5 separate regions of the Homo sapiens genome follow, and regions 1, 3, 4 and 5 are each linked to region 2. The links are chromatin loops, found by intact Hi-C in ENCODE. Cell type or tissue: heart right ventricle. All regions are shown on one strand. Each heading gives the region's core, and the rest is flanking DNA. Links, peaks and the distances in the headings are about the cores only.

What was found. Hi-C counts contacts between places; a loop is a spot of excess contacts. Peaks named below come from ENCODE experiments on the same cell type or tissue, not always from the same donor. Only the 100,000 strongest peaks of a DNase experiment are listed, where the experiment ranks them.
Region 1: a loop joins it to region 2, with 6 times the contacts of the local background. A loop is called at or near these places in 15 of 110 quality-filtered maps.
Region 3: it touches region 2 in a loop (2.2-fold over the local background); 26 of 110 quality-filtered maps call a loop at or near these places.
Region 4: a loop joins it to region 2, with 13 times the contacts of the local background. A loop is called at or near these places in 62 of 110 quality-filtered maps.
Region 5: it touches region 2 in a loop (2.2-fold over the local background); 25 of 110 quality-filtered maps call a loop at or near these places.

Annotation. Positions count from the first base shown.
Region 1 is chr19:51,166,991-51,173,155 of GRCh38, reverse strand. The region is part of intron 1 of LOC101928517 (a long non-coding RNA gene); the gene reads left to right. It also overlaps the pseudogene SIGLEC17P. Among named protein-coding and RNA genes, the nearest start is that of SIGLEC7, 28 kb to the right of the region's middle. RefSeq lists a silencer at 3,510-3,804. In heart right ventricle, for the core only: CTCF peaks have their summits at 3,435 and 3,642 (motif pointing right); a DNase peak (open chromatin) is centred at 3,675; H3K27me3 peaks cover 1,222 bases.
Region 2 is chr19:50,926,656-50,932,820 of GRCh38, reverse strand. PPIAP59 (peptidylprolyl isomerase A pseudogene 59) reads left to right here and starts at 5,204. Exons shown (of 1, transcript XM_047439804.1): 1 at 5,204-5,954. The coding sequence starts at 5,204. The coding sequence ends at 5,743. In heart right ventricle, for the core only: a CTCF peak has its summit at 2,802 (motif pointing left); a DNase peak (open chromatin) is centred at 2,823; H3K27me3 peaks cover 2,631 bases.
Region 3 is chr19:51,002,975-51,009,139 of GRCh38, reverse strand. KLK9 (kallikrein related peptidase 9) reads left to right here. Exons shown (of 5, transcript NM_012315.2): 3 at 2,417-2,682; 4 at 5,300-5,436; 5 at 5,880-6,165. The coding sequence ends at 6,029. Among named protein-coding and RNA genes, the nearest start is that of KLK9, 3.5 kb to the left of the region's middle. RefSeq lists an enhancer at 2,062-2,561. In heart right ventricle, for the core only: no CTCF peak of the experiment used is centred there; no DNase peak of the experiment used is centred there; H3K27me3 peaks cover 2,713 bases.
Region 4 is chr19:51,094,177-51,100,341 of GRCh38, reverse strand. CTU1 (cytosolic thiouridylase subunit 1) reads left to right here. Exons shown (of 3, transcript NM_145232.4): 3 at 1,203-2,736. The coding sequence ends at 1,741. Among named protein-coding and RNA genes, the nearest start is that of CTU1, 11 kb to the left of the region's middle. In heart right ventricle, for the core only: CTCF peaks have their summits at 1,144, 1,344, 2,792 (motif pointing right) and 3,673; DNase peaks (open chromatin) are centred at 1,401 and 2,786; H3K4me3 peaks cover 317 bases; H3K27ac peaks cover 325 bases.
Region 5 is chr19:51,014,017-51,020,181 of GRCh38, reverse strand. KLK10 (kallikrein related peptidase 10) reads left to right here and starts at 473. Exons shown (of 6, transcript NM_145888.3): 1 at 473-555; 2 at 1,043-1,139; 3 at 2,892-3,072; 4 at 4,026-4,300; 5 at 4,632-4,765; 6 at 5,230-6,165. The coding sequence starts at 1,052. The coding sequence ends at 5,382. In heart right ventricle, for the core only: CTCF peaks have their summits at 3,033 and 3,232 (motif pointing right); no DNase peak of the experiment used is centred there; H3K4me3 peaks cover 1,526 bases; H3K27me3 peaks cover 3,888 bases.

The sequences.
Region 1 (6,165 bases), core at 1,262-5,261, 240 kb before region 2:
TTCGGGTGATGCAAGGAGAAGGGGGATCAGGAGCAGAGTCCAGCAGAAGACAGATCGTGAAAGGCCTTCAGTCCAGGCAGTGGCATTTGCACTTCATTCTCCAGCAATGAAGAGGAAACATGGCCATTCAGACTGTGGAGGAACTGGATGAGGAGACATCTGGAAGTACAGTCTGGAGGCCTGTGTTGGGGAGAGATGGAGGCAGGAGGTGAAAAGGGTTCAGTGATCAGGGAAGAGGTGAGGCCGCAAGAATGACCAGGGTCAGGATGGAGAAAAGGGCATCAAGATGAGCCCTGCTTAGGAGAAGGAGGGACAAGAGCTAGTAATTTATGGGATCTAGAGAAGGGAGGGGGGTCAAGATGGAGACCCACACCCAGGTTCTGACTTTAGAGATGAGGCCTCTTTGTCATCTGCAGGATGAAGAACCCACATCCCAGGAAAAGTAGGTTTGAGGAGGAAGACAGTTGGCTTAACTTTGGCCATGATGGGCAGAGCAATCCTGGAGGCCATTGTGGAGGAGTTATCCAGCAGGATGTTGAAGAGTGAGAGGCCCACATCACTCACCTGAGAGATTAACCCATGACAGCATATACATTCTCCTCAACCTCCACTGCCCTCACCGCCTTCTTCTTGTGGAAACTGACATTGAGTGAAGAGACAAGGACCTGTAAGTGTGGCCACATGAAGGGAGCAAAGGGCAGCCAACTCAACTTCCTGTGCCCTGCTAGAGGCTGGAGGGATCACAGGGAGGAAGAGCAGGTCTAGACTTCCTTGATGACAACAGGAAGCTCCCCATCCTGGCATTTGGCCCTCAGTTGGGACAGACACAAACTGACCACAAATGGCCCATGTGTAATTCTCACCACCAATTCAGCCTCCAGCCTGGCCCCAGGACCACGTAAACTGTCTGCATACCCCCAGGATTGAGATTCTGGGATTCAGCATCATGTCCTCTGCCCTCCCCATGCCTGTCCTTGGTCTTCAGGCAGTGCTTACCTGAGGATGATGAGGCAAAGGCAGAGAAGCAGGATCTTCACAGCCACTACCCCCACGGCCAAAACAACCACCTCTTCCACGGTTCCTGATTTCCCTGCAAAAAGGTGGGATGAGGCCCATTCACCTGCTAAACCACAAACCATGTCCTTCCTCTCCCAAGACAACTTGGACATTGGTTCTTCAGATCCTTCCTGCATCCTTGGATGTGGTATCACATCAGCCCAGGGCTCATTCTAAGCTGTTCCCTGACTGTCCAGCAGTTGGAAGAAGAAATGATACATAATTTGGACTTTATCAAAATTAAAAACTATTTTGCATTGATTGGCACTATCAAGAAAGTGAATAGACAACCCACAGAATGGGAAAATACATTTGTAAAGCACAGATCTGATAAGGGTGTAGTATCCAGCATATATAAAGGGCATGTAATTTACAAACCACTCAAATTACAAACAACCCAAATTAACCTATTAAAAAGTAGACAAAGAACTTGAGTGAAAACTTCTCCAAAAAGATACAAATATCAATTGGTCTATGAAAATATGTTCAATACCATTTATCAGTATCTTAATGCCTATTGAAGCCACAATGAATTACTACTTCACATGCACTAGAAGACCATAGTTCTTTTAGAAAAGGAAAACGAGAATGTTCAAAAGAATATGGAGAATTTGCAACTCTGTACATTGCTGGTGCAATGTAAAGTGGTGCTGACACTGGATAACAGTCTGGCATTTCCTCAAAAAGTTAAACACAGAGTTACAATATGACCTAAAAATTACACTCCTAGGGCTATGCTCAAGAGAAATAAAAACATAGGTTCCAACAAAAAGTTGTACATGAATGTTCCTGGCAGCATTATTAGTAACAGTCAAAAAGTGTGAACAGCTCTAATGTCTATCAACTGAACAATGAATGAGCAAAACATGGTCTCTCCATACAATGGGATATTAGGTTTCAAAAAGAATGAAGTATTCATGCATAGTACTGGGGTGAACCTTGACAGCATTCCGTTATGTGAAAAAAAAATCAGACACAAGAGGCTGTTTTTTGTGTGATTCCACTTATATGAAATGTCCGAAATAGGCAAATCTGTAGAGACAGAAGGCAGATTAGTGCTTGCCAGAGGAGGGGATAATGGGAAGTGAGTGCTTAATGGGTACAGAGTGGATTTTTGAAGTAAAGAAAATGTCCTGGCATTAGATCATGGTTATGGTTGTACAATATGTGACTAAAAGCCAGTTTAGCATATAATTTAAAATGATTCAAATTGTGAATTTAATGTTATATGAATTTTATCTCAATTAAAAAGTGCATATAAATAAAAAAATTATATGGAGATAACAATTTTCACCTAATACTGGCAAAAAGCGAAAGCTTTCATTCCACATTGGGTTGATGAAGACACACTTTCGGCTGGGTGCGGTGGCTTATGCCTGTAGTCCAAGCACTTTGGAAGGCTGAGGTAGACAGATTGCCTGAGCTCAGGAGTTGGAGACCACCCTGGGCAACATGGTGAAACCCATCTCCACTAAAATACAAAAAATTAGCCGGGCGTGGTGGCAGGCACCTGTAGTCTACCAGCTACTCGGGAGGCTGAGGCACGAGAATTGCTTGAACCCATGAGGCGGAAGTTGCAGTGAGCTGAGACAACGCCACTGCACTCCAGCCTGGGTGACAGAGTGAGAGTCTCAAAAAAAAAAAAAGAAAAAAAGAAAAGAAAAAGAAAAGAAAACACTGTCACCCCATGCTGTTGGGGATGTAAACATATCCACCATTGACTGAGAACAATTTGGCCATATCTCTCAAAATCAGAAAGAACGTAAGACCCAGCTATTTTGCTTTAAGTAACTGATTCCACAGACATAGACATACACTGGCAAAGTAGATAGAAGACTGTTCAATCCTTTGTTTCTGTTGGTAGAAACATGATATTCCATTTCAAGAAGATATATACAGAATTAGGATCCAACTCTTCAATGGAACACTACACAGTCTGAGAGTGAGGATAGTCTGTGCTGCTGATACCAAACGACCTCTGAGATCCTTCCAGAGAATACACCAGGGCTCAGAGCAGCCAGGATGAACACTCTTTGATTCTGGGGAGGAGGACAAGCATCTGAGAACAGACTCTGCTATGGATTTAGCATTTTTGCCCATGCGATTGTATCACCTGTCCAGAAGTACATTAAACTACTGGGAAAAATTTAAAGTTGAGGCTGGAGGAGTATTTAGGAGGTAGATGATAAGGGGCTCAAAGGCTAGTCCTGCTGTATGAATATCACTCTGTCCTTATTGTGGGGCCAAGGGGTGTGTGTTTGGAGGAGTCTGTGGAGGAGTCTGCGGACAGGTGTGGGTGGCAAGCCACCCAGGTGCCGAGGCAAGAGACTGAGGGCACAAGCTGTTCCAGTGTAATAAAATATATAAAACCACAAGAGTTATACTAGATCAAGATCATAGACATGATTATACATGAATATCATTAATCATTAGTTTGTAGCAATTACTCCTTATTCCAATATTATAATAATCCTCGTTCTACAATTATAACCTAGGAAAAACCAGGCTATACAGAGATAGGTGCTGAAGGGACATAGTGAGAAGTGACCAGAAGACGTGTGAGCCCTCTGTCATGCCCAGAAAGGGCCACTAGAGGGCTCCTTGGTCTAGCGGTAACGCCAGCATCTGGGAAGACACCCGTTGCCAAGCAGACCGTGGTCTAGTGGTAGCGTCAGTGCCAAGGAAAAACACCCGCTACTTAGCAGACCAGGAAAGGGAGTCTCCGTTTCCCTGGGGGAGTTTAGAGAAGACTACTCCTCCACCTCTTGTGGAGGGCCTGACTCATGTCAGGCCCACCTGCAGTTATCTGGAGGCCTAACCGTCTCCCTGTGATGCTGTGCTTCAATGGTCAGGCTCCTAGTCCGCCTTCATGTTCCATCTTGTACACCTGACTCTGCCTTTTAGATAGCAGTAGCAAAATTAGTGAAAGTACTAAAATTCTCTGATAAGCAGAAATAATGGTGTAAGCTGTCTCTCTCTCTCTGTCTCTCTGCCTCGGCTGCCAGGCAGGGAAGGGCCCCCTGTCCAGTGGACACGTGACTCACGTGACCTTATCAGTCATTGGAGATGACTCACACTCTTTACCATGCCCCTTTTGCTTTGTATCCAATAAATAACAGCGCAGCCAGGCATTCGGGGCCACTACCGGTCTCCGTGTCCTGATGGTAGTGGTCCCCCGGACCCAGCTGTCTTTTATCTCTTTGTCTTGTGTCTTTATTTCTGCAACTCCCTCGTCTCCAAACATGAGAGAAAAACCTACCGACCCTGTGGGGCTGGTCCCTACAGACAGGTGCTCAGGTGTCCATGGGAGCTGAGGATAGGGAGGGTCCCTGAGTTGGCCAACAAGGAGTCTCTGGTTACCATGGTGAGTCAGGATGAGGCAGGAGCCCAGCTCTTCCCTGAGCTGAAGGCCCTGCTCCTCCAGCCTCCAGATGGGGACTCTGTCCTACCTGTGCCGTCTTCTAGGGAGGCTTCAATCACTGGGTTCATTAGAGGATCTAAGCCAGCAAGAGAGGATTTCTCATTTAGTTGGGGTGGGAGTGAGATGAAGGTAGGCGCTCCTCTAGAAGCCCGCAGAAATGGCAATTGACAGCTTGGATCCTTCTAGTTCCCCTACTCAGCAAGGCCTCCAAGACACAGCCACCAAGTGGCCCCAGTCCTGGACCTCCTCTCTCCTGGTCCTCTCCCCATTCACACCCTCAGGCACCCAGGCATCCTGGCCCCATCACTCACAGGAGACACTGAGCTGGATGGTTCTCTCCGTGGTCACACCAGCTCCGGGGAACGTCACCTGACAGATGAGGTTGGTGCCGTGGTCCTGAGGCCGTGGGATGATCGTGAGCACTGAGGAGTGGAGGGTCCTGGGGCCCAGGGAGGTGGGGGCAGCTGACATCCAGGAGAAGATGGGGGGTGTTCCCTGCTCACAGACCCAGGGCACAGAGCAGGTCAGGTTGCTGGGATGGCCAGACTTTAGGAACTCCGGGATGAGGATGTCGGGCCTGTGGGTCAGGGCTGTTGTGGACAGAGGTGGGGACGCAGGATCAGGAGGGGGATCCAAGGTGCAGCCCTGTGGGAAGCTCAGGCTCTGGTCCAGTTCCTCCCCTGAGCCTGACGTGCTTTATTCCCATCCCCATTCCAGGACATGAGTCCCATCTGAGCCCTTCCCAGTGGCCCCCATAACCTTCCCCTTGTGCCACTCCTGGAGCCCGTGCCTTACCTGTCACATACACAGAGAGCGGGGAATATTTGTAACTAAATTTTGTTCTTCCTCTCGCCACCCAAAAGAAGTATGAACCGTTGTCCCTCCTCCTGGCGTCTCTGATGCTCAGGGAGCAGTTGTTCCTTGAGGGATCACCGAGGAGGTGGAATCGGCCCTGGGTCTCCTTCTGCACTTTTTGAGTTGAGTTGTTTGTGGCCACTGGAGTCTCCTGGTCTACACTGACCCCTTCCCGGAACCAGTGGCCATAAGCAGGGGTAGAATCTTTCCAGCCATACTCGAGGTAGAAGACCGAACAGTGCACAAAGATGCACAGACCCTCCTGCACCGTCACGGACTCTGGCATCTCCAGCCGGAATCTTGCATCCTGAGCGAGGGCCCTGTGGAGACATGAGGGTCAGATGGGCTCATCCCCACGGCCCCTCTCCCCAGGGCCACTCACCTGCCCACAGCAGGGGCAGCGGCAGCAGCAGCGGCAGCATCTCTGAGGCAGAGGCTTCCTGGGCTTCCTGTGTGAGCAGAGAAGAGGGCTGTGGGGAGGAGCATGAGATCTTGGCAGTTCACAGAAGAGGAACCTCAAACCCACACGTGGTCAGAGGTCATCCGCCTCTGCACAGAGTGGAGGGAGACTGCAAAGCCAAGTGACCTCAGAGACCTGCCCAGAGGGGAGCAGAGAAGGAGCAGAGACCACTTCCTGCCTCCCACCTCGGGTCTTCCGTCCAATGCCAGAGCCTGGACCAGGACCTCTGGGGACATCTGAAGCATGGGACACCTGTGTCTAAAACCCTCTCACTCTGAAGTGTTTTTCTGTGAACCATTGTTTACGTCTGGGAACTGGTCACTTCTGGCCCCAGACAGTCACAGCCTCATCTTGAGCCATGAGATAGTCGATC
Region 2 (6,165 bases), core at 1,241-5,240:
AAATGTACAAAATTGTGGCTCACACCTGTAATCCCAGCATTTTGGGAAGCCAAGGCAGCAGGATCGTTTGAGCCCAGGAGTTCAAGACCAACCCGGGCAACATAGTAAGACCTGTCTCTAAAATAAAAAGGGAAATAGATAAACCACTTTTTATAAAAGAAAAAAAAATGAAATGCACAGAATTGGCTGAAGATCTCAGATAGGCTTTGACTGAGGGCGAAAAGTGTCAGCAGGTGTGGCTCAGAAAGCTGGCACATCCTCCACCCGGTCCTCGCTCTTGGGGTGGTTGATCCTGGCGAGAAACCGAGGTCAGGGAGTGGCCCCAATTTTATTGGTGGGAGGGCCCTCCCCCCCTGCATTCCACACACCAGATAAGCATCTAATTGTTGGCTACAGAGAGGCTGGCTGTGGGTTACCTTTTATTAGTAATAATAATAATGATGATGATGACAACATCTACCATTCATCCAGTGCCAGACACCTCACTGCATTCATTGCATGCTTATTCCTCCTGGTCCTGACAGAAACCTTAGGAGGGAGGCCCTCAGCCAGCCAGGAGGCTGAGGAGCAGGGAGGTTTGGTGCATTTGGCTCAATTTCTGCAGCCGGTACTTGGCAGAGCCGGAATTTGAGTCAAGGGCGTAGGAGTCCTAAGCCCGTGCCGGTAACCACAACACTAGATTGAGCCAGCGAAAGCAAACATAGGTACATAGGGCCAAAGCCATAAGGATGTGAGGTGAAGGGGTAGGAATGGGGGAAGTAGGGAGACTCTGAGAACTTTAAAGAAAGAAAGACTTGGCCAGGTGCGGTGACTCACACACCTGTAATCCTAGCACTTTGGGAGGCCGAGGCGGGCTGATCACCTGAGGTCAGGAGTTCAAGACCAGCCTGGCCAACATGGTGAAACCCTGTCTCTACTAAAAATACAAAAATTAGCCAAGCATGTAGGTGGGTGCCTGTAATCCCAGCTGCTCAGAAGGCTGAGGCCAGAGAATCACTTGAATCCAGGAGGCAGAGGTTGCAGTGAGCTGAGATTGCACCATTGCACTCCAGCCTAGGCAACAGAGCGAGACTCCATCTCAAAAAAAAAAAAGAAAAGAAAAAAGAAGAAAGAAAAGAAAAGAAAGAGACTCAAACAGATGTAAAGACAGAGAGAGATGGAGAGAGACAGATTTGGAGGGGAGAGGAAGGAGGGAGAGAGGAAGGGAGGAAAAGGAAGAAAGAGAGGAACAGAGAGATATACTGGAATAGATTTAAGGCAGATGGACTCAGAGAGACTTAAAGAGAGAAACTTGGGGAGAGTGAGACAAACAGACTCAGATTTTTTTTTTTTTTTTTGGAGACAGAATCTTGCTATGTTGCCCAGGCTGGACTCAAACTCCTGGGCTCAAGGGATCCTCCCACCCCAGCCTCTGGAGTAGCTGGGACTGTAGGCTCATACCACCTCAACAGAAAGACTCAAGTTTAAAGAGACTGGGGGTGGGGAGGGTAGAGAAAGATTCAGAAAGAGGGGAAGAGCTAGCTTTGGTGACATTCAAAGAGAGAGAGAGAAACAGAGAGAGAGAAGAGACTGAAACACTGATCATAGAGAAAGTGATGGAAGAAGGACATAGGGAGAGCAAGAGGATTGAGGAAGGAAAGGAGGGAGGGAGGAGGAGAGATGAAGAGAAAGAGACCCAGAGAGAGATCTGGAAAGAGAAGGGCAAACAGAGAGGGAGAAATGAAAGGGAGAGAGAGAGAAAGAGAGAGAGAGAGAAAGGATTCCTTTGGTGAGAGTTGTAAGGGAGGTAGTGCAGGATCTGGGGTTACTTTGCAGATCTTTCTATTTTATTATATTATTATTATTATTATTATTATTATTATTATTATTATTATTATTTGAGAGGAGTCTGGCTCTGTTGCCCAGGCTGGAGGGCAGCGGCACGATCCCAGCTCACTGCAACCTGTGCCTCCCGAGTTCAAGTGATTCTCCTGCCTCAGCAACACCCCCAACCCCAGTAGCTGGGATTACAGGTGCTCACCACCACACCCGGCTAATTTTTTTGTATTTTAGTAGAGACGGGGTTTCACCATGTTGGCCAGGCTGGTCTCGAACTCCTGACCTCAAGCAATCTGCCCACCTCGGCCTCCCAAAGTGCTGGGATTACAGGCGTGAGCCACCGTGCCCGGCCCTTTGCATATTATTGATCTCACTCTTCCTCCTAATCCCCACAATCCCGCTGCCTAAGCGGCCTCGTCCCACCGCTTGGCCTTGCAGCCAATCCCCCAGAGCCCGGGCCTCTCTTCCCCCATGCCTTGGGCTGAGTCCCCCAGGGATGGCATCTATCCTGTAGGAAAAAGGGAAGGGGTGCAATAGACACAGACTGGTTCAATCCTACCTGTTTCCTATTCTGTAAAATGATGCTACTTCATGAGACTGCCTTGAGCATTAAAGGAGAGAATGCGCATAAAGGCAAAGACAAGAACACAGAGGCCGGCACAGAATAAACATGTGGAAATCGTTGTTTCTGTGATTGTCATGAACGTCATTAGTTACTGTTCTGGAGTTGGCTGCCTGCACAGGTGTGGCGAGGGCTGTTTATCCCACTGAATGAAGCTCTTGCTGCTCAAAGCTGAAGCGACATGCCCTGGAAGCATATTAAAAAACACAGTCCCACTCCAGACCAACTGAACCAGAAGCGGCATTTCCATAAGATCCCCTGGTGTTTCGTGTGCACGTTCAAGTAAGTGCCCCACCCTGCAAGCCTCCCAGGAAGAAATTGTAAACCCAAGTTAGCGGAATCCACCATTTGCTCTATCGCGCCACCTGGAGGCCTTTGCAAGAACTGAACTGGGACCTGGGAAAGTTGTGGGAGGGGCATGAAATTTGGAATCCAGGGCCGGGCGCGGTGGCTCACGCCGGTAATCCCAGCAGTTTGGGAGGCCGAGGCCGGTGGATCACTTGAGGTCAGGAGTTCAAGACCAGCCTGGCCAACATGGCAAAACGCCGTCTCTATTAAAAACACAAAAAATTAGCCGGGCGTGGTGGCGGGCGCCTGTAATCCCAGTTACTTGTGAGGCTGAGGCAGGAGAATCGCTTGAACCTGGCAGACGGAGGTTGCAGTGAGCCAGGATCGTGCTGCTGCACTCCAGCCTGGGTGACAGAGCGAGACTCCGTCTCAAAAAAGAAGAAAAGAAAGAAAAAGAAATTTGGAGTCCTACAATCCTGCGAGCCATTCCCAGCTGTCTAGTTTTGGGCAAGTTCCTTGACCTCTCTGAGCCATGGTGTATAGGTCACACTCTTCACCTGTAACACCAAGATGACAATTCCACCTCATGCACAGTGCCTGCCCCAGAGTTGGCACAGACCAATCTGGTTTCACTTTTTTTTTTTTTTTTTTTTTCAGACAGAGTCTCACTTTTGTCGCCCAGGCTGGAGTGCAGTGGCACGATCTCGGCTCACTGCCACCTCCACCTCCCGGGTTCAAGCAATTCTTCTGCCTCAGCCTCCTGAGTAACTGGGATTACAGGTGCGTGCTACCATGCCCAGCGATGTTTTTTTGTATTTTTGGCAGAGACGGGGTTTCACCGTGTTGGCCAGGCTAATCTCAAACTCCTGACCTCAGGTGATCCGGACCTCAGGTGATCCAACTGCCTCGGCCTCCCAAAATGCTGGGATTACAGGTGTGAGCCACTGTGCCCAGCCTGGTTCCACTTTTATGTAACAAAGTTGTGAGATGTTTTTCAGTTGCCATGGTATTTCAGGTCATATAACCTGAGTACACCCAGATGAACCATGCGTGCAACCACAGGGGGAACCAAAGTGCTTGGATGGAGGAGCAGGGACTGAATTAAGAAGCTGACACTGCATGGCAGGATCCAGGATCCGATCAGATTTGAGCCTTGGTGTCACCCCATGGCAGGATCCAGTCAGATCATGCTTCTCCAGCATCACCTTATTGCCAGATCCAATCAGATCACGCCTCCTTACTCCATGCTTATAAAACCTGCTCCAGCCCCCAGCTCAGGGAGACAGAGTCAGGTATTTCCTCCTATGTCCTTTTGCTGATCAACGTGCAATTAAGTTTTTCTTTTCTCAAAAGCCGGTGCTATGGTATTGGCCTCTATGCACATGGGGCTGTGAGCCCACTGGTTGCATGGTAACACTACCACTTTTGGAATGCATCACTGACGCATCTGAGATGTAGCCTAGAGCCTGGACATTATTTAAAGGGCAGGCTACTGAATCCATAATGTTATAGGTTGAAGTGTTCCCCCACAAAAAGATATGTTGAAGTTTTTTTGTTTTGTTTTGTTTTGTTTTTTTTGTTTTTTTTTTTTTTTGAGATGGAGTTTTGCTCTTGTCACCCAGGCTAGAGTGGATGGTGCAATCTTGGCTCACTGCAACCTCCGCCTCCCACGTTCAAGCAATTCTCCTGCCTCAGCCTCCCAAGTAGGTGGGATTACAGGCATCCACCACCACGCCTGGCTAGTTTTTGTATTTTTTTTTTAGTAGACATGGGGTTTCACCATGTTGGCCAGACTGGTCTTGAACTCCTGACCTCAGGTGATCCACCTGTCTCGGCCTCCCAAAGTGCTGGGATTACAGACGTGAGCCACCGCGCCCAGCCGATATGTTGAGGTTCTAATCGCCAGGACCTCAGAATGTGATCTTAGTTTGAAATACAGTCATTTCAGGTATAAGTAGTTGAAGTCTTACTAGAGTATGGTGGACTCTTAATCCAGTATGACTGGTGTCCTTATAAAAACAGGGAAGAAAATATGAAGACAGACACAAAGGGAGAGGGCCATGTGAAGAGAGAGGCAGAGATTGGAGTATTGCAGCTGCCAGCCAGGGAAGGCCAGTGGTCAGCAGCCGTCAACAGAAGCCAGGAAAGACTCTACGCAGAGCCTGAGGGCGTGTGGCCTTGCCGACACCATGGGGACCTTGATTTCAGACTTACAGTCTCCAGAGCTCTGAGAGAATACATTTCTTTTGTTTAAAGCCACCCAGTTTGTGCTAGTTCGTTACAGCAGCCCCACAGAACTGATACACGAGTGGGTCAGCTCTCGGTGTACACAGGTCCACTTGACAACAGCAGACATACAAAGGGCCATAAAGCACACGAAACAATGCTCAACTTCTTTCGTCATGAGAGGAAATCCAATTCAAGCCACAATTAGACGCTACCACCCACCCATCAGATCGGTTTTAAAAAATTAAAATAGGCTTTGCAGACACTGCCGCTGCGAGTCCTGTACTATCAGCCACGGTCAACCCCACCGTGTTCTTTGACATCGCCGTTGATGGAGAGCCCTTAGGCCACGTGTCCTTCGAGCTGTTTGCAGATAAGTTTCCAAAGTCAGCAGAAAAGGTTCATGCTCTGAGCACTGGAGAGAAAGGATTTGGTTATAAGGGTTCCTGCTTTCACAGAATTATTCCAGGGTTTATGTGTCAGGGTGGTGACTTCACACGCCATAAAGACACCGGTGGCAAGTCCCTCTACAGGGAGAAATTTGATGATGAGAACTTCATCCTAAAGCATACAGGGCCTGGCATCTTGTCCATGGCAAATGCTGGACCCAATACAAATTGTTCCCAGTGTTTCATCTGCACTGCCAAGACTGAGGGGTTGGATGGCAAGCACGTGGTCTTTGGCACGGTGAAAGAAGGCATGAAGATTGTGGAGGCCATGGAGTACTTTGGGCCCAGGAATGGCAAGACCAGCAAGGAGATCACCATTGCTGACTGTGAACAACTCTAAGTTTGACTTGTATTTTATCTTAACGACCAGACCATTCCTTCTGTAGCTTGGGAGAGAACCCCTTCACCCCACTTGCTTGCAGTATCCTAGAATCTTTGTGCTCTCACTGCAGTTCCCTTTGGGTTCCATGTTTTCCTTGTTCCCTTCCATGCCTAGCTGGATTGCAGAGTTAAGTTTATGATTATGAAATAAAAACTAAATAACAAAAAACTACAATAAATTCAATAAAAATAAATAAGATGAAAACGCCAAGATGTTGCACACTTCGTGGGGCACCTCGAACTCTCATACCTGGTTGAAGGGAGTGTCAAATGGTTCAACCGCTTCGGGAAAAAGTCTAGCAGTTTCTGATAATAAAAACCCCAGCCTGGGCCAGGTGCAGTGGCTCACGCCTGTAATCCCAGCACTTTGGGAGGCCAAGG
Region 3 (6,165 bases), core at 1,700-5,699, 76 kb before region 2:
GGGGTCAGGAGAGGGTGAGGGGTGCTTTAGGCCAGAAGTGCGGAGCCTCCACTTCTGATACCACAAGTTCAACTCTTAGAAGTAGGAAGGGTAGCCTCCCAAATCCTAAAATTCTAGAGACCAGCAATATCTCATTTGAGAAGTCTAAGATTCGAAACTTAGGCTCTTCGAATCCGAGACTGACCCAGAGAAATCCAGAATCGTAGAATCCTAAAATCTTGAATTTATGAAATTCTGCAATAGCCTCAGCAAATTTTAGAATCATAGATTCGCAGACTATTAGAATCTTAGCAGTCTGGGTCAGCACTGCCCAGAGGAATTATGATGCCAGCCACATGTGTAAGTTTAAATTTCTGGTGGACACATTTAAAAAATAAGGAATGAGTAAAATTAATTCTAATAGATTTAACTTGACATACCCAAAAACTTATTTTGACATGTAATCAATTTTTAAATACGTATGAACGATACAGTTTACTTTTGTTTTGGTACTAAGCCTTTGAAATCTGTTCTGTATTTTACACACATAGCCTGTTACAAAATGGACTAGCCACATTTCAAGTGTTCAATAGCCATAATGGCTAGTGTGATCCTAGAATCTTAAATTCAGAGCTTTCTAGATTCATTGAATATTGAAACTCACAGTACTAGAATCTTTGATTCACAGTATCCTAGAATATTGAGATTCAGATAATTCTGTAGTCTTAAACTATTTGAATCCCAGACTCTTAAATTTCTAAGGTTATAGATTTATAGAATGATGACATTCTAGTCTTTCTTTTTTTTTTTTTTTTTTTTTTTTGAGACAGAGTCTCCCTCTATCTCCCAGGCTGGAGTGCAGTGGCACAATCTCAGCTCACTGCAACCTCTGCCTCTCGGGTTCAAGCAATTCTCCTGCCTCAGCCTCCTGAGTAGCTGGGATTACAGGTATGCACCACCATGCCAGGCTATTTTTTTTTTTTTTTTTTTTTTAGTAGAGACGGGGGTTTCACCATATTGGCCAGGCTGGTCTTGAACTCCTGACCTTGTGATCTGCCCGCCTCGGCCTCCCAAAGTGCTGGGATTACAGGCGTGAGCCACCGCGCCCAGCCAAAATTCTAGTCTTTTTGTCCTAGAACATTAAAATTCTATGTTCAAATCTTAGATTTAATTCAGATAATGTTAGAATCCTGGAGTTTTTTTGATCCAGGGGAATCTGGAATGTTAGAATCTTGGATTCATAAAACTCTAAACCTTGAGCCTCTAGATTCTAGAATCATGGATAATAGTGTGTCGGAATCTGAGAATTCTAGAATCTTAGGTTCTGGGCATTCTAATAGTATCCTGGAATCCACCTGATGCAGGAATCCTCTCTCCATTGCCTCTGAAAAGTGACCATCCATACTGTTCCAATTTTCTTCCCTCCATGAGTAAAGCACTGATTGTGGTAAGAGATGCTGTGTGGGAATTTCCCATCATGCATTGCTCCATGATGGAACCTCCTTTAACTTAAGCCTATACATCAGACTGGGAGAACGATGTTCAGATTTCAGCCGAAAGTGAAGCAGGAGAAATGCAGAGATATGAAGGTGGAAGAGAGTGAGAGGCAGGGGAAGGGTAGGGGGATGAAGGGATGTAGGGGTGAGGACTACTTTTCCAGATCCAGAGCCAAGACAGCAAGAATGACAGAGAGAGACAGACACAGATGTTTCTGGTTCCCCAACCCTGAATTCGCAGTCATTAGCCTGCTGCCTAATGTCAGAGGTCAGAGGCTGGGGAATGGACTTGTCATCCCCGAAAGGATCCCAGCTGTCTAGGGCATGGACCAGAAATGAAACAAGTGCGCTGAGACTGTGGTGAGGGCTTAAGGTTAGACACCAGGAAGACATGCATTGAAGGGTGAAGGATATGATAGACAGGAAAAGCTGAGGCCAGAGATGACCCCCAATTTGGGGATTTTCCATATCCCATCCCCTTTCATACACACGCACACGTATACACACACACCACTTAGACATACAGAGCCGCTCCCACAGAAGCCACCAGACCTGTGGGGGCAGGGGTGGGGCGGTTGTTATGTGGTAGGTGGGGTCCCCCGTGCCCACACCGTTCCTAGGGACCCAAGTCACCACCAAGGCTCCAGGTGAGTAGGGAGGAAGGTGGCTCACTCAGCCTGGGACTAGGAGCGGGGGCTTTGTGGGGAGAGCTACAAAGATGGAGACACACAAAACATCAGAGTGGGGACCAGGGACCCAGAGGAGGTGTGTGCCTCGCTTAAAATCACAGTACCCTGGGCCAGACATAGATGATGAGGGTGCAGAGAGGGTGTGTGGCTTGCAGAGGGTCACACAGCACCCTGATGGACAGGAAAAGAGGGCTGGGGCTGAAAGGACTTTTACCTTTCCCCCAGCTTGACCTCTGAGGCCTGTCCCAGCAGGTATCTGTGGGTCCGCCTTGGAGAGCACCACCTCTGGAAATGGGAGGGTCCGGAGCAGCTGTTCCGGGTTACGGACTTCTTCCCCCACCCTGGCTTCAACAAGGACCTCAGCGCCAATGACCACAATGATGACATCATGCTGATCCGCCTGCCCAGGCAGGCACGTCTGAGTCCTGCTGTGCAGCCCCTCAACCTCAGCCAGACCTGTGTCTCCCCAGGCATGCAGTGTCTCATCTCAGGCTGGGGGGCCGTGTCCAGCCCCAAGGGTATGACCTGGCCCAGAACTCTCTCTGAAACTTGCTCCCTCACCCCTCTGTCTCTGCCTTTTCATCTCTGTCTTCTCCTTTTCTCTCTCCTCTCTCTCTCTGTCAGTCTATCTATCTGCCAATCGATATATTTAACCAAATATAAGATGCTAGCATTTTTAAGATGTGCCATTATTTCATGAACTGCGAAGAAGTGGAAGAAGGAGGAGGAGGAGAAGAAAAAAAGGAGGAGGAGGAAAGATCCCATTAGATCCCATTGATTATATAACACCATTTTCTGGAAGACACATTCTAATTTCAGAGTGTTTGTTTGTTTGTTTGTTTGTTTGTTTTTGAGACAGGGTCTCGCTTTGTTGCTCAGGCTGGAGTGCAGCGGTGTGATCACGGCTCATTGCAGCTTTGAACTCCTGGGCTCAAGTGATCCTCTCGCCTCAACCTCCCAAGTAGCTGGGATTACAGATATGCACCACCACATCCCACACCGGGGTCATTTTTTTATTATTTATTATTATTATTATTATTATCTTTTTTTTTGTATTTTTAGTAGAGACAGAGGTTTCACCATATTGGCCAGGCTGGTCTCAAATTCCTGACCTGGTGATCTGCCCGCCTTGGACTCCCAAAGTGCTGGGAAAACAGGCATGAGCCACTGCACCCAGCCAAAATTCTAGTCTTTTTTAAATCTAGTCATATCTTAGATTTAATTCAGATAATGTTAGAATCCTGGAGTTTTTTGATCCAGGGGAATCTGGAATGTTAGAATCTTGGATTCATAAAACTCTAAACGTTGAGCCTCTAGATTCTAGAATCATGGATACTAGTGTGTCAGAATCTGAGAATTCTAGAATCTTAGATTCTGGGCATTCTAATAGTATCCTGGAATCCACCTGATGCAGGAATCCTCTCTCCATTGCCTCTGAAAAGTGACCATCCATACTGTTCCAATTTTCTTCCCTCCATGAATAAAGCACTGATTCTGGTAAAAGATGCTGGGTGGGAATTTCCCATCATGCATTGCTCCATGATGGGACCTCCTTTAACTTAAGCCTTATGCTAAAAATTTTTATTATTTTTAGCAAAGATGAGGTCTTGCTATGTTGTCCAGGCTAGTCTCAAACTCCTGGCCTCCCAAAGTGCTGAGATTACAAGTGTGAGCCACTGTACCTGGCCCAGAGATGTTTAAATGTGAAATGCGTTCATCTTAGAATGGGAATAAGACCATGTCTCTCAGAGTCACGGATCACTGACCCATTAGCCAAATTGGGTCAGTGGATTGGAAAAACAGTCTGAATTTGTTGCTGCCAATATCTAAAACTTGGAAAGTTTTATACAAAAGCCAGGTTTCTGGATTCACCTGAAAAAGTTTGAAGAACTCACATTCCCAAAATAGCAAGCATTGGGCTGAGTCAATGGAGGCTGCCCCCTTCAGCCAAGATAAGTTCTCTGATTCACTCCAATGGACCCAAATGGCTCCTGTCTCCCTGCACAGCCCCCGTCCCCGACTTCTGTTTACCAATTCTGTTTATCATATCCCTTGATGCATCGGAGCCTGCACCCATGTCTTATATAGATGCACATGTGTATTATATATCCATATCCACATCTATACTGACTACACTGTATCTGGTATCTCTGTCTATGTCTCTGTCTCCATCAGTGACCATCTTCCTGCAAATCTCTTTCCTTTTATCTCACTGCCTTCATTCCACCCCTTGAGGTCTGGGTCTTTTTCTATTTCTTTTTTTTTTTTTTTTAAGAGACTGAGTCTTGCTCTTGTTGCCCAGGCTGGAGTGCAGTGGTGTGATCTCGGCTCACTGCAACCTCCACCTCCTGGGTTTTAAGTGATCCTCCTGCCTCAGCCTCCCGAGTAGCTGGGACTACAGGTGTGCAACAGCATGCCCAGCTGATTTTTTGTATTTTCAGTAGAGACGGAGTTTCACCATGTTGGCCAGGATGGTCTCAATCTCTTGACCTTGTGATCCGCCCGCCTCAGCCTCCCAAAGTGCTAGGGAGTTATATATGCATCTCCTCTTATCTCTTGGCTCTCTGCATGCATCTTTCTGTTTCTCTTCCTTCCTTTCTTTTTTTTTTTTTTTTTTTTTTTTTTTTTTTTTTTTTTGAGACGGAGTCTTGCTCTGTCTCCCAGGCTGGAGTGCAGTGACCAGTCTCGGCTCACTGCAACCTCCACCTCCCAGGTTCAAGTGATTCTCGTGCCTCAGCCTCCCGAGTAGCTGGGATTACAGGCGCCTGCCACCATGCCTGGCTAATTTTTGTATATTTAGCAGAGATGGGGTTTCACCATGTTGGCTGGGCTGGTCTCAAACTCCTGACCTCAAGCGATCCGCCGGCCTCGGCCTCCAAAACACTGGGATTACAGGCATGAGCCACGGTGCCCGGCCAGCCTCTCTCTCTACTTGGCCCTCTTCCTCCTTGTCTCCATTTGTTTCTCTTGTGTGCTATGACTGTCTGTCTGTCACTGTCTCTTGTCTCTATCTTTGAGAGTCCTAAATGTGGCTCCATTGGTCCTTTGGAAAAGCTGCAGGGAGGACTCAGGGCAGTGGGGTGCTGAGTGTGTTGGAGACAGTTGCAGATCCTTGACAGTTCTCTTCCCTGACAGCGCTGTTTCCAGTCACACTGCAGTGTGCCAACATCAGCATCCTGGAGAACAAACTCTGTCACTGGGCATACCCTGGACACATCTCGGACAGCATGCTCTGTGCGGGCCTGTGGGAGGGGGGCCGAGGTTCCTGCCAGGTGAGACCTTACTCTGGGGAAAATGAGGCTGTCCTGCCAAGTTTTCTAGGATTTAGGGGAGCAGAGGGGTCGGCCCCCAGCCTTCCTGGGTCAAAATGAGAAGGAGACTGGGATACCTGGTTCCTGGGAGAGGACGGGACCAGGGCCTGGACTCCTTAGTGTAAAAGAGAAAAGGTCTGGAGGTCCAGACTTCTGGATCTACAGGAGGAGTGGGCTGGGCGTCCAGAGTCTGAGTCCTCGGGGAGGAGGAGGTTAGGTCCTGCGGGGAGGTGGGCCCTCTGAGCTTTTACTCCTGGGTCTGAGGAAGAAGAGGCTGGAGATGGAGGACTCTCGGATGTTGGAGGAGGAAGGGGCTGGGGCCTTTCTGGGAGGGAGGAAGTGGCCCGTGTAATTGTCATGAACAGAGTGGCCTAACAGTTCCTCTGCCCTTCTCTCGCGTACAGGGTGACTCTGGGGGCCCCCTGGTTTGCAATGGAACCTTGGCAGGCGTGGTGTCTGGGGGTGCTGAGCCCTGCTCCAGACCCCGGCGCCCCGCAGTCTACACCAGCGTATGCCACTACCTTGACTGGATCCAAGAAATCATGGAGAACTGAGCCCGCGCGCCACGGGGGCACCTTGGAAGACCAAGAGAGGCCGAAGGGCACGGGGTAGGGGGTTCTCGTAGGGTCCCAGCCTCAATGGTTCCCGCCCTGGACCTCCAGCTGCCCTGACTCCCCTCTGGACACTAAG
Region 4 (6,165 bases), core at 1,081-5,080, 170 kb before region 2:
CACTGTGCCCGGCTCTTCCTCCATTTTCAAAGCCAAGGATGGCAGTTTGAGTCCTACACCGTTTGCATCACTCTAACCTTGCCTCTGCCCTCACACCCCCCATATGCAGTAGGCGGGTGGCAAATGAGGTATCCCCAAGTTCCCCAGGGAGCTTGTGTGTGTTCCCCTCTCAATTCCTGCTGTGTCCACCTCCAGCCACCACCTAGCTGCACCACAGTGCCCAGGGGGCTCCATGGCCCCATCTCCCTCTCCCGGTCTCTGGGTCCTGGCTGTCCTATGGTGCCAGAGGGGCTCCATGGCTCAGGCTTCCCCTCCCCATCTCTCTCTGGGTCCTGGCTGCCCACTATGTTCAAAGGTCTCCATGGCCCTATCTCTCCCTTTTCTGCCTCCCTCCTCCCCTCTAAGGGTCTTTGTGATTACCTTGAGCGCACCTGGATAACGCACCATTCTGTCCCTATTGTAAAGTCAGCTGATTAGCAGCCCCAATTCAACTTGCAACCTTAATTCCCCTTTGTCCTACAACCAAACATATTAACAGGTTCCCAGAATTAGGCCATGGATTCCCTAGGCGGTGGGGGAGACAGCAGCCTGCCTACCCCTCCAGCTCTCCTGAGAATCTCGGTTAAATGCCTTAAATGCCTTCTGATTTTTGTGTACAGTTTGAATTACGGTTTTAACTGAGGCTGATAAGGTTATTAGCAGCATAATGCACTTTTACTCCCTATATGAAAGGGCAACTAGCATAAGGTCCGCTATGCAGTAGGCGGGTGGTACATGAAGGCACGCCCAAGTTGCGCCAGGGGAGCTTATGTTTCTCTTTGATTTTTTGTTGTGTCCACCTGCAGCCTGCACCTGGCTGCTTCACGGTTCCCGGAGGGTCTCCATGGCTCGCTCTTGCCCTCCCCGTCTCTCTCTGCGTCCTGGTTGCCCACAGTGCCCTAGGGGTCTCCATGGCTCTCTCTCCCCCTCCCTGTCTCTGGATCCTGGCTGTCACACCATGTTTGGGGGTCTGTCTCCATGGCTTGCTCTCCCCGTCGCCGTCTCTCTCTGGGTCCTGGCGGCCCCACTGTGCCCTGGGTCTCCGTGGGTCTCTCCTCCCAGTCTCTCTCTGGGTCCTGGTGGACCCTTGGTTCCCCGGGGGGCTCCCTGGCCAGCAGCGCCCTCCGCGCCCCACCTCACCCGCTCCCTTCTCTCCCCACCAGGTCACAACGCCGACGACATGGCGGAGACCGTGCTCATGAACTTCCTACGGGGCGACGCGGGGCGGCTGGCCCGGGGCGGGGGCCTGGGCTCTCCCGGCGAGGGGGGCGCCCTGCCGCGCTGCCGCCCGCTGCAGTTCGCCTCGCAGAAGGAGGTGGTGCTGTACGCGCACTTCCGCCGCCTCGACTACTTCTCCGAGGAGTGCGTCTACGCGCCCGAGGCCTTCCGCGGCCACGCCCGGGACCTGCTCAAGCGCCTGGAGGCGGCGCGGCCGTCCGCGGTGCTGGACCTCGTGCACTCGGCCGAGCGCCTGGCGCTGGCCCCGGCCGCGCGGCCCCCGCGCCCCGGCGCCTGCTCCCGCTGTGGGGCGCTGGCCAGCCGCGCGCTCTGCCAGGCCTGCGCGCTCCTGGACGGCCTGAACCGCGGCCGGCCCCGCCTGGCCATCGGCAAGGGCCGCCGGGGTCTGGACGAGGAGGCGACGCCGGGGACGCCCGGGGATCCGGCCCGGCCCCCCGCCTCCAAGGCCGTCCCCACCTTCTAGCGACTTCGGGCCTCCCGCCGGGATCTGATGCCGCGGGGTGGGGGCTGCCTGTAAATGACACTGTGAATAAACCCGTTACCTTACCTGGCCTTCCATGTGGGGTTGGGAAGGAGACGGGGGCCCATTCACCTGAAACCCTGAAGAAGCTGGGACCCCAGACTTCGAGGTCTCAGGGAAGAAGGGTCTCGAACTGGGCTTCAGGCTCTGAGGGAGGAGGGGGCTGGGGGACCATCCTAGGTCTGAGAGAGGAGAGGGCCAGGACTAAGCCTAGAAGAAGTGGGACTGGGGACCCCAGGCATCTGTGGCTGAGGAAGGAGGGCCTGGGGTCGTGGACTCCTGGGTCTCAGGGAGGAGGGGGCTGAACACCGTGTGATTCTTGAGCGAGTGGGGATTGGTTGGGGACCTCCTGCCCAGGGCCTCTGCTGGTTCTGGGTGCGCTCAGCATGGTCCTGACCCTCCTTGAGCATCAGATTCCTGATGTTTCCTGTTTGCCCGCAGTGGGGTAAGCGGAGCGTGACTTGATGGACACACGCCATTCACAGCCGCCGTCACGATGCCTCCCTTCCAGCGCTTCGTGTGTAGCACGCACTGCACCCTCATTTCGTCTCCACCACGGTCTCACTGGCTGTAGCCTGAAGTGGTAAATGGCCCTAAGACACCCAGTCGGAAGGGGTCACACCGAGGGCTCCCTCCAAAGCTCTCGAATATCACAGGTCGTGGAATTGGTCCTCCCCCACCCATCCCCTCTCGAATCTCTCCTGGTATCTCTGTCACGGGTGAGGAGGGGTTGGATGCGTTCCCCAAACCTTGGACTCTGGAGGCAGGGTTGTGTGAGCCTGTCGGTGACTTAGCCTCTTTCATGTCCCATTTCTCCTATGAAAATATAATCAGCCCCCTTCCCCCCCGCCCCCCCATCCCCCCCGCATCAAGGCACCACTGGGAGGAAATGGAAGATCAGAGAAGTTGAGGTGCTCAATAAATGGTGACCACTTGGACTTGGTCGTTCATGTTACTGTCTGACCACCAGGGGGCGCCGGGTCTCAGGGTTGCTGTCCTGTACAGGTACGGGGAGGTTGTGAGAATCTCAAACTTCCCGGGGAGATGGTGCTCTCAGTCCCACCTCCAGGACTTGCTGGGCTGGCTTCTTGTCAGAAATGCCCCTTCTTCCCATCACCCTGCTCAGATCCTCCAGGGTCCTCCTAGAAGGCTTCTCAATTCTCTCCTCCCATCACCCAACCCAGGGCTTAGTATTCTCCCAAACCCCTGCTTCTCAGTCCTGTCTTCACTGTGTGGCCACCCAAACTTGGGCTGGAGGCCAAGGACTAGATGATTCACTCAAAACGTGTATGAGCATCTCCTTTGCATCAGGCACTCCTCTGGGTTCTAGGAACATGGCAGTGAACAGGAGACAAGTCTCTGCCCTCATGAAGTTCAGTCTGGGAGAAACGGACAGCAAGCACATCAATATGTAATGTCAGGTAGTGATGAATGCTACAAATTAAAAAAAAAATGATGAGAGAGAGAGACAGGAAGAGCTTGTTTCCACAGGGGTCAGGGAAGGAAGGGCCTTGGAGGAAGTGACGTTATGCACAGACCTACAGAAGCAAAAGAACAAAGCATGGAGCCATTTGGGGGAAGAGCTTTCCTGGTGGAGGGAACTGCTGGTGCAAAAGCCTGGAGGGGTGGGAATCAGCTTGCAAGTGCAAGGAACAGCAAGTCCAGTGTGGCGGGAACAGAGTGGGTGAGGAGGAGAATAGCAAGAGATGAAACGAGCCACTAAGCAGGGATGGGCCGTGCATGGTCTTCTGTTGGCAAGAAAGACTTGTATTTTAAGAGTGATGGTAGGTCTTTGGAGGGCTTTGGTCCCAACAGTGGGTCCAATTTCCATTTTCTAAAAGTTACTCCAGCTGCTGTGAGGAGAATGAGCTGTAGGGGGTGCAAGATGATCAAGATCAATTGTATAGGATGACGCTTGTGTGCCAGTCCTAGTGCCAAGTGTGCCTGCCTTCCTCATTAGCTCAGTGACATAAGGAATGGGTTTTCAGCACCAATTTTTTTTAACTGGTATGTAGAAGAATCTAAAAGTTTATTTTTTATTTTTTAATATTTTATTTTTCCATAAGTTGTTGGGGTACAGGTGGTATTTGGTTACATGAATAAGTTATTTAGTGGTGATTTGTGAGATCCTGGTGCACCCATCACCTGAGCAGTATACACTGCACTGTATTTGTTGTCTCTTTTCCCTCGTTCCCCTCCCACTCTTCCCCCCAAGTCCCCAAAGTCCATAGTATCATTCTTATGCCTTTGCACCCTCATAGCTTAGCTCCCACATATCAGTGAGAACATAGGATGTTCGGTTTTCCATTCCTGAGTTATTTCACTTAAAATAATAGTCTCCAATCTCATCCAGGTCATTGCAAATGCTGTTAATTCATTCCTTTTTATGGCCGAGTAGTAGTCCATCGTATACGTATACACCACAGTTTCTTTATCCACTCGTTGATTGATGGGCATTTGGGTTGGTTCCTTCAGCACCAATTTCATAAAGGATGAAATTACAGCCCAGAGAGGTGAAGTAAGTTGCCCAGGGCCACACTGCAGCAAATCAGCAAAGGAGCTGGAGCTCTGGACACTTTTGCTGGGCTACCTGCTGGAAGCCAGGGGACCTAGGTTCCTATTGCTGACGTGCCAGTGATTTACTGTGTGGCTTTGGGTAAGGGACCTTTTCCCTTCTGTTCATTGGAGTTTGTCCCTGTGCATGGGGTGGGGTGGGCAGTGGATTAGATTTCTTTTGTGGTTTAAGGCACTCTCCAATCGAAAATGCAAACCGTATGTATAATTTAGAATATTTTCATAGCCGTATTTTTAGAGAAGGGACACAAGTGATATTTTAATAAATTTATTTGACCCACTTATACAAAATATTATAATTTTAATATGTAATCAGTTTGTTAAAACTTAAGCGAGATGTTTTATACATGTTTTTTCATATAGAGTTTTCAAAATTCGGTGTGTATGTTACACTTTCGGCCCATCTCAATCCAGACTCCCCACAGTTCGGCTGCCACATGGGACCTGTGGGCACTCCACTGGACCGCGCAGGTTTGCAATGTGCTTCCTAGACCCAGACTGCCTGAGTTCAGAACCAAGCTCTGCCGGGAATGCTGTGTGACCTTGAGCAGGTTCTTTGGCTGTACAGTGTGGGGAGGAATGGTACTTCCGTCCTGTGGTTATTGTTAAAAATACATATCAGTGCTTAGAAGAGCGCCTGGCATTTAGTGAGTGCTCGCCGTCCCTCTTAGCCTGGGCTTGCGGCCTTCCTCATGGGGGTCTCTGAAGAGCTGGGGGTGCTAGGTGTGGTGGCTCACGCCTGAAATCCCAGCACTTTGGGAGGCTGAGGCAGGCAGATCACTTGAGATCAGGAATTTGAGATGGAACCCTGCCTCTACGAAAAATACAAAAATTAGCCAGGCGGGGTGGCAGGTGCCTGTAATCCCAGCTACCCAGGAGGCTGAGGCTTGAACCCTGGAGGCAGAGGTTGCAGTGAGCCAAGATCTCGAGATCTGGCCACTGCACTCCAGCCTGGGCGACAGAGCCAGGCTCCGTTTCAAAAAAAAAAAAGAAAAAAAAAAAAAAAAGCGGGGCGGGGGGGAGGTGCTCTTTTCGTCTCTGGCCACAAGGGGTCGCTGTGACCTCGCCTGTGCATCCGGTGGTCATTGACATCAAAGCCAGGTCTCCCCCTCCCCAGCCCCGACTGGGAGCTCAGCTGTCTCTGCCCACCTGCCCGCTGGTCTCTGAGCCAGTCCTTAAGGGTGAGAGACACAGGTTGGCAGAGATCTTAAGGCCCCGTATAAACACCAGACACTCCTTGACCTCAAGACCCCTGTGTCATCCACTCAACAAATACTTTTTGAGCAGGTGATTTGTGACAGCAGTGAACAGAACAAAACCATGCCCTCAAGGGAGATACAAAAAAAAAAAAAAAAAAACGAGAAAAATAAGTCAAATATATGGTATGTTGGATCGTGATAATCGCTTCTATTTAAGTAGGAGGGACGGGGAGGCTTCAAGGAGGAGATATTCAGGGAAAGGTGCAGGGTGAGGCAGAGAGCACAGGGGTGGAGGGTCTCTGGGAAAGTGTTCCTGGCAGGAAACAGCAAGTGCAGACTCTGAGATTGAGGGAAAAAGGAGAGGGGGCAGGTGGAGGAGAGAGGTGAGAGGGAGAAGCGACTTTGGCTTGGCTTTGTTTCTAAGCACTGCAGAAGCCATGGAGGATATTTGAGTAAAGGAGGGATACTGATCACCCCTTTATTCATGCAGCAAACATTTCCTGACGCCTCCTTGGAGCTGGCGGGCCCTGCGCAGGGCGGTGGGGCAATGCAGCTGAGTCAGCCCCAGTCCCTGCCCTCAATGGGCTCCCTGTC
Region 5 (6,165 bases), core at 1,349-5,348, 87 kb before region 2:
TTTGTTACAATCTCCCTTTTCAAGCCAGCCTCTGTCCCTCCTACTCAACCTGCTTTATCTCTAGGCCTTCCTCCTTCCTCTTCCACAGTCTGGCTTCTCACATTGTCACTCTAGGTATGCACTTCCCATTGATTTCCTCTTGCTCAGTGGCCTCTCATCCTGCCACCCCTAGCCTTGCTGGGGACGTGAACCCTCTCCCCGCGCCTGGGAAGCCTTCTTGGCACCGGGACCCGGAGAATCCCCACGGAAGCCAGTTCCAAAAGGGATGAAAAGGGGGCGTTTCGGGCACTGGGAGAAGCCTGTATTCCAGGGCCCCTCCCAGAGCAGGAATCTGGGACCCAGGAGTGCCAGCCTCACCCACGGTACAATTAGACAGAGGGAAAGGGAGGGAGCCCGGGGGTGGGGGTAGGGGAGGGTGGAGAAGCTTCCGGACTCCTTGGGGTTAAAAGGGAAGGTCCCGCCAGGGGTCCCTGGGCAGAGGATACCAGCGGCAGACCACAGGCAGGGCAGAGGCACGTCTGGGTCCCCTCCCTCCTTCCTATCGGCGACTCCCAGGTGAAGCTACCTGCACCCCACCCGGGTTGGGGTGGATTGCGAGAGGATGGGTGGGGACCCCCGGGCCACAGGCAGGAGCCGGCTTAGAGCCTCGGTTTCTCCACCTGCGGGACGCGGAAGTCCCCCCGCTGTGAGGTTGAGAAAGAGGCTCCCACTGGCTCCGAGCCTCGGATCCCCACCCCGCGCGTGAAGGAGGGGGAAACCTCGGGCGCGGCGTGGCTGCAGCCAGGGTAGCTGGGGCGCGGAGAGCGCTCCACTCGGGCACAGGGAGGACGGGAAGATGCCGCGAGGGGCGTCATTAGGGTAATTGTGCCCATTACCGCTGTTCCAGCCCGAATCTCCCGTCTGCCAGCCCCTGGGGTTATCGGCTGCAGGTCAAAAGGGTGCTTGCGGGCTGGGGTGGCCCAGGCTGGGCGGATGAGCGCGGCGAGGTGGGGGTCTCTAACGGAGCATCTGTTTTAACCCGCCCCTGCACACACCCCAGCAGATCCTGGCCATGAGAGCTCCGCACCTCCACCTCTCCGCCGCCTCTGGCGCCCGGGCTCTGGCGAAGCTGCTGCCGCTGCTGATGGCGCAACTCTGGGGTAAGGTCGGGGGCAGGGGGCGGGGAGAGGCGCCGGTGGGAGGCACGGGCGGGAGGAGAATGTGTTCCCGTCACCAAGCCCCGCGCACCTCTCCTCCCCCGAGACCCCAGCACCCACCCAGCGCTCCGGAGCACGGCCCGCCCCCAAGTCAGCTGGGCCCTTCTTCTGGCTCGGCCCCTGGGTGACCCGCCCCACTCAGGCCCTGTCCGATTTCTGCCACCCGGATCCTCGCTCTTCCGTGGACTCTTCGCCGCGTTCTTTCTCCTCCTCTTACGCCGCCCCATCCCGGCCCCGCTCCATTTTACACTACCGTGTTTTGTTTTGTTTGTTTGTTTGTTTGAGACGGAGTCTCGCTCTGTCGCCCAGGCTGGAGTGCAGTGACGCGATCTCGGCTCACTGCAAGCTCCGCCTCCCGGGTTCACACCATTCTCCTGCCTCAGCCTCCCGAGTAGCTGGGACTACAGGCGCCCGCCACCAAGCCCGGCTAGTTTTTTGTATTTTTAGTAGAGATGGGATTTCACCGTGGTCTCGATCTCCTGGCCTCGTGATCCGCCTGCCTCGGCCTCCCAAAGTGCTGGGATTACAAGCGTGAGCCACCGCTCCCGGCCACACCACCGTGTTTTATCCTGAGTCTTGCCTTACCGCTTTTTGCCCTCTCCCCTCACTTTTTTTCTTCCTCTTTCCCTTTCTCTCTCTTTTTTCTTTTTCTTTCTTTCTTTTCTTTCTTTCGTTCTTCTTTTCCTTCCTTCCTTTCCTTCCTTCCTTTCGTTTGTTTCTTCTTTCTTGTTTTACTTTCTCTCTTATTTTTTCTTCTTTCTTTCTTGTTTTTTTCTTTCTCTCTCTTTTTCTTTCCTTCTTTTTTTTTTTTTTTTTTTTTTGAGACAGGGCAGTGCTCTGTCTCCGTGGCTGGAGTACAGTGGCCCAATCAGAGCTCACTGCAGCCTCGACCTCCTGGGCTCAAGCGATACTCAGCCTCCAGAGTAGCTGGTACCACAGGCATGCACCACCACATCCGGCTTTTTTTTTTTTTTTTTTTTTTTTTGAGACAGGGTCTCACTCTGTCGCCCAGACTGGAGTGCAGTGGCCCAATCTCGGCTCATTGCAACCTCCACCTCCTGGGCTCAAGCGATCCTCCCACCTCAGCCTCCCAGGTAGCTGTGACTACAGGCGCATGCCTCCGCGACTACTTTTTTGTTGTTGTTGTTGTTGTTTGTTTGTTTTTGTAGAGACTGGGTCTTGCTGTGTTGCCCGGGCTGGTCTTGAATTCCCGAGCTCAAGCGGTCCAACCGCCTCGGCTTCCCAAAGTGCTGGGATTACAGGCGTAAACCACTGCGCCCCACCCCTCTCCTGGTTTTCAATCCCGTTTTGTTATTCACACCCCTTCCTCTCCCCGATCCCCGAGTTCTATCCCCGCACCCTTACCTCCCCGCCGCGTTCAATCCCCGCCCCTCTATCGACCAGCGACGTTCTAGCCAGCTCTCCAGGCGCGCTGCGTTCAGTCCCTGCCCTCCAGACCCACCCTATTCTGTCTCATTACTCCACGCTACCCTATCCCAGCTTCCTTCCACTTTCACGCGCTTCTTCTCCTCCCATTCCCTTCGGTGCACGCGAAACCCCCAATATTTCCCTACCACCCTCGCGTTCTGGCTGCGTCCCCCGTCCCCGAACGCAGTCCAGTGCCACAGCCCAGCTCCAACCCCAAACCCAGACCCTGCCCTCCGTGCTTTGATTCCGTCCCCTTTCTTTCTCCAGCCGCAGAGGCGGCGCTGCTCCCCCAAAACGACACGCGCTTGGACCCCGAAGCCTATGGCTCCCCGTGCGCGCGCGGCTCGCAGCCCTGGCAGGTCTCGCTCTTCAACGGCCTCTCGTTCCACTGCGCGGGTGTCCTGGTGGACCAGAGTTGGGTGCTGACGGCCGCGCACTGCGGAAACAAGTAGGAGGAGATCCATCCCCGAGGACGCCACGGGGGGCTGTGGAGGCGGCCTCCAGGGAGGAGCGGGCAGGGCGGGGTCTCTCGGAACTCCCACAGCTGGAGGTGCGGTCCCCGGTGTCCTTCCAGCAGGAGGAGAGACCGGGCTTGCGCTGTGGCCGCCAGGGGGCGGTGTGGTCCTTTTCCGCATTTCTGGGCCCGTCACTCCTCTCCCGCTGATTCTCCTTGAGCTCTAGGAGGAGGTGGTTGCCTGCAACGGATAGAAGCCAGGGTCCGGTGTGGTCAGGAATTTAGAACTAAAGGAAAAGGTTCACTTCGTGAGTCCCCGTTGAAGGAGGAAGGGTTGGGTATTACCACAGAGAAAATGTGGAGTTGGGCTGGGCTCGGTGGCTCACGCCTGTAATCCCAGCACTTTGGGAGGCCAAGGCGGGTGGATCACCTGAGGTCAGGAGTTCAAGACCAGCCTGGCCAACATGGTGAAACCACTTCTCAACTAAAAATAAAATAAAATAAAAAATAAAAAATTTTAAAAAAATTAAAAAAAAAAAAAGGCTGGGTGTGGTGGTGGGTGCCTGTAATCCCAGCTACTCAGGAAGGAGGCTGAGGCAGGAGAACTGCTTGAACCTGGGAGGTGGAGGTTGCAGTGAGCCGAGATTGCGCCATTGCATTCTAGCCTGGGTGACAAGAGCGAAACTCTGTTTCAACAAAGAAAAGAAAAAGAGAAAAGAAAATGTGGAAGGCTTACCTAGGTGTCCAGGCCCCCAGCCCTCCTCAATTCCTACAGATCCTCAGAGCTCAAACAACTGATTCCTCCTCCCCATGTCCACTGAGGTCCCCTTCTCCCACAAGGCCCTCTTCCCTCAGACTCTTCCTATCTCCAGGCCCTGCGTCACTGCCCACCTGCTTTCCCAGTCCCTATGAAGGGTTTGCCTTCACATGCCTCTTCCTTCCCCCAGGCCACTGTGGGCTCGAGTAGGGGATGACCACCTGCTGCTTCTTCAGGGAGAGCAGCTCCGCCGGACCACTCGCTCTGTTGTCCATCCCAAGTACCACCAGGGCTCAGGCCCCATCCTGCCAAGGCGAACGGATGAGCACGATCTCATGTTGCTGAAGCTGGCCAGGCCCGTAGTGCTGGGGCCCCGCGTCCGGGCCCTGCAGCTTCCCTACCGCTGTGCTCAGCCCGGAGACCAGTGCCAGGTTGCTGGCTGGGGCACCACGGCCGCCCGGAGAGGCAAGAGCTGGGGCTCTGAGGCCGGAACCTCAGGAGGAGGGGGCTGAGGGCCTGAACCCCTGGGTCTGAGGAAGGATGGGCTGGGGACTGGATTCCTGGATCTGAGGGAGGACGGGCTGGGGTCCTAGATGCCTGGGTCTGTGAGTCTGAGGGGAGGAGGGGCTGGGGGCCTGGACTCCTGGGTCTAAGTGGGGAGGGGCTGGGGCCAGGATTCTTGAGTCTGAAGGAGGAGGGGCTGGGGCTTAGGATAGAAACGGTCTTGTATCTGGACTCCTGGCTCCCCAAGGATTGGGGGCTGGACCCAGGGATTACTGGCATATTCTCCCTTCAGTGAAGTACAACAAGGGCCTGACCTGCTCCAGCATCACTATCCTGAGCCCTAAAGAGTGTGAGGTCTTCTACCCTGGCGTGGTCACCAACAACATGATATGTGCTGGACTGGACCGGGGCCAGGACCCTTGCCAGGTAGGGTCTGAACAGGGAGAGTCTCTGACTCCTGGGAGGGAGGACAGGGAGGTTATGGGAAAAGAGCAGACCCTGTGCCCGATCCCCAACTCCATTCCCAAACCCATCCTTGACCCCAACTCTTACCCAGACCTAACCCCCTCCTCATCCCTATCCTCAATCCCATTTCCATCCCAACCCCACCCCATTCCCATCTCCAAGCCCATTTTCATCCCCTCACCTTCCATGAACTACAATCCCAACCCCAGTCTCACTGTGCCTTCATTCTCATCCCCCAGCCCAACCTCCCATAACCTGAAGTCCACCTCCATTCCTACCTTCCAGCTCATACCTAATTCCAACCCCATCCCATCCTCGTCTTTATCCCAACCCAACTCCTTCCTTCCCCACCACTGCCCCAGATCCCAAAGTGACAGCTCTCACGTTGGCACATTTATTTGATCTCTCCTTCCTGCCACCCCCAGAGTGACTCTGGAGGCCCCCTGGTCTGTGACGAGACCCTCCAAGGCATCCTCTCGTGGGGTGTTTACCCCTGTGGCTCTGCCCAGCATCCAGCTGTCTACACCCAGATCTGCAAATACATGTCCTGGATCAATAAAGTCATACGCTCCAACTGATCCAGATGCTACGCTCCAGCTGATCCAGATGTTATGCTCCTGCTGATCCAGATGCCCAGAGGCTCCATCGTCCATCCTCTTCCTCCCCAGTCGGCTGAACTCTCCCCTTGTCTGCACTGTTCAAACCTCTGCCGCCCTCCACACCTCTAAACATCTCCCCTCTCACCTCATTCCCCCACCTATCCCCATTCTCTGCCTGTACTGAAGCTGAAATGCAGGAAGTGGTGGCAAAGGTTTATTCCAGAGAAGCCAGGAAGCCGGTCATCACCCAGCCTCTGAGAGCAGTTACTGGGGTCACCCAACCTGACTTCCTCTGCCACTCCCTGCTGTGTGACTTTGGGCAAGCCAAGTGCCCTCTCTGAACCTCAGTTTCCTCATCTGCAAAATGGGAACAATGACGTGCCTACCTCTTAGACATGTTGTGAGGAGACTATGATATAACATGTGTATGTAAATCTTCATGGTGATTGTCATGTAAGGCTTAACACAGTGGGTGGTGAGTTCTGACTAAAGGTTACCTGTTGTCGTGATCTGACCACGTCCCGGTGAAAGCGTGTGTCCAGGGAAGAAGTGCACAGGGTAGCCCCCAGTCCCAACCTTCCATCCCCAACCCTTAGGGATGATGGAAGAATCATTTTCCTCACCCTAGTTCCAAGTCCCAGGAAACACCTTTTAACCACTTCCTTCTCATCTCCCACTGTTTCCCACTTCTGGTTCCACCCAACACCAGTTCCTCCGAGCTAGGCTGGCCCTGAGTCATTAGCACCTTCTCTGCCTTCATGA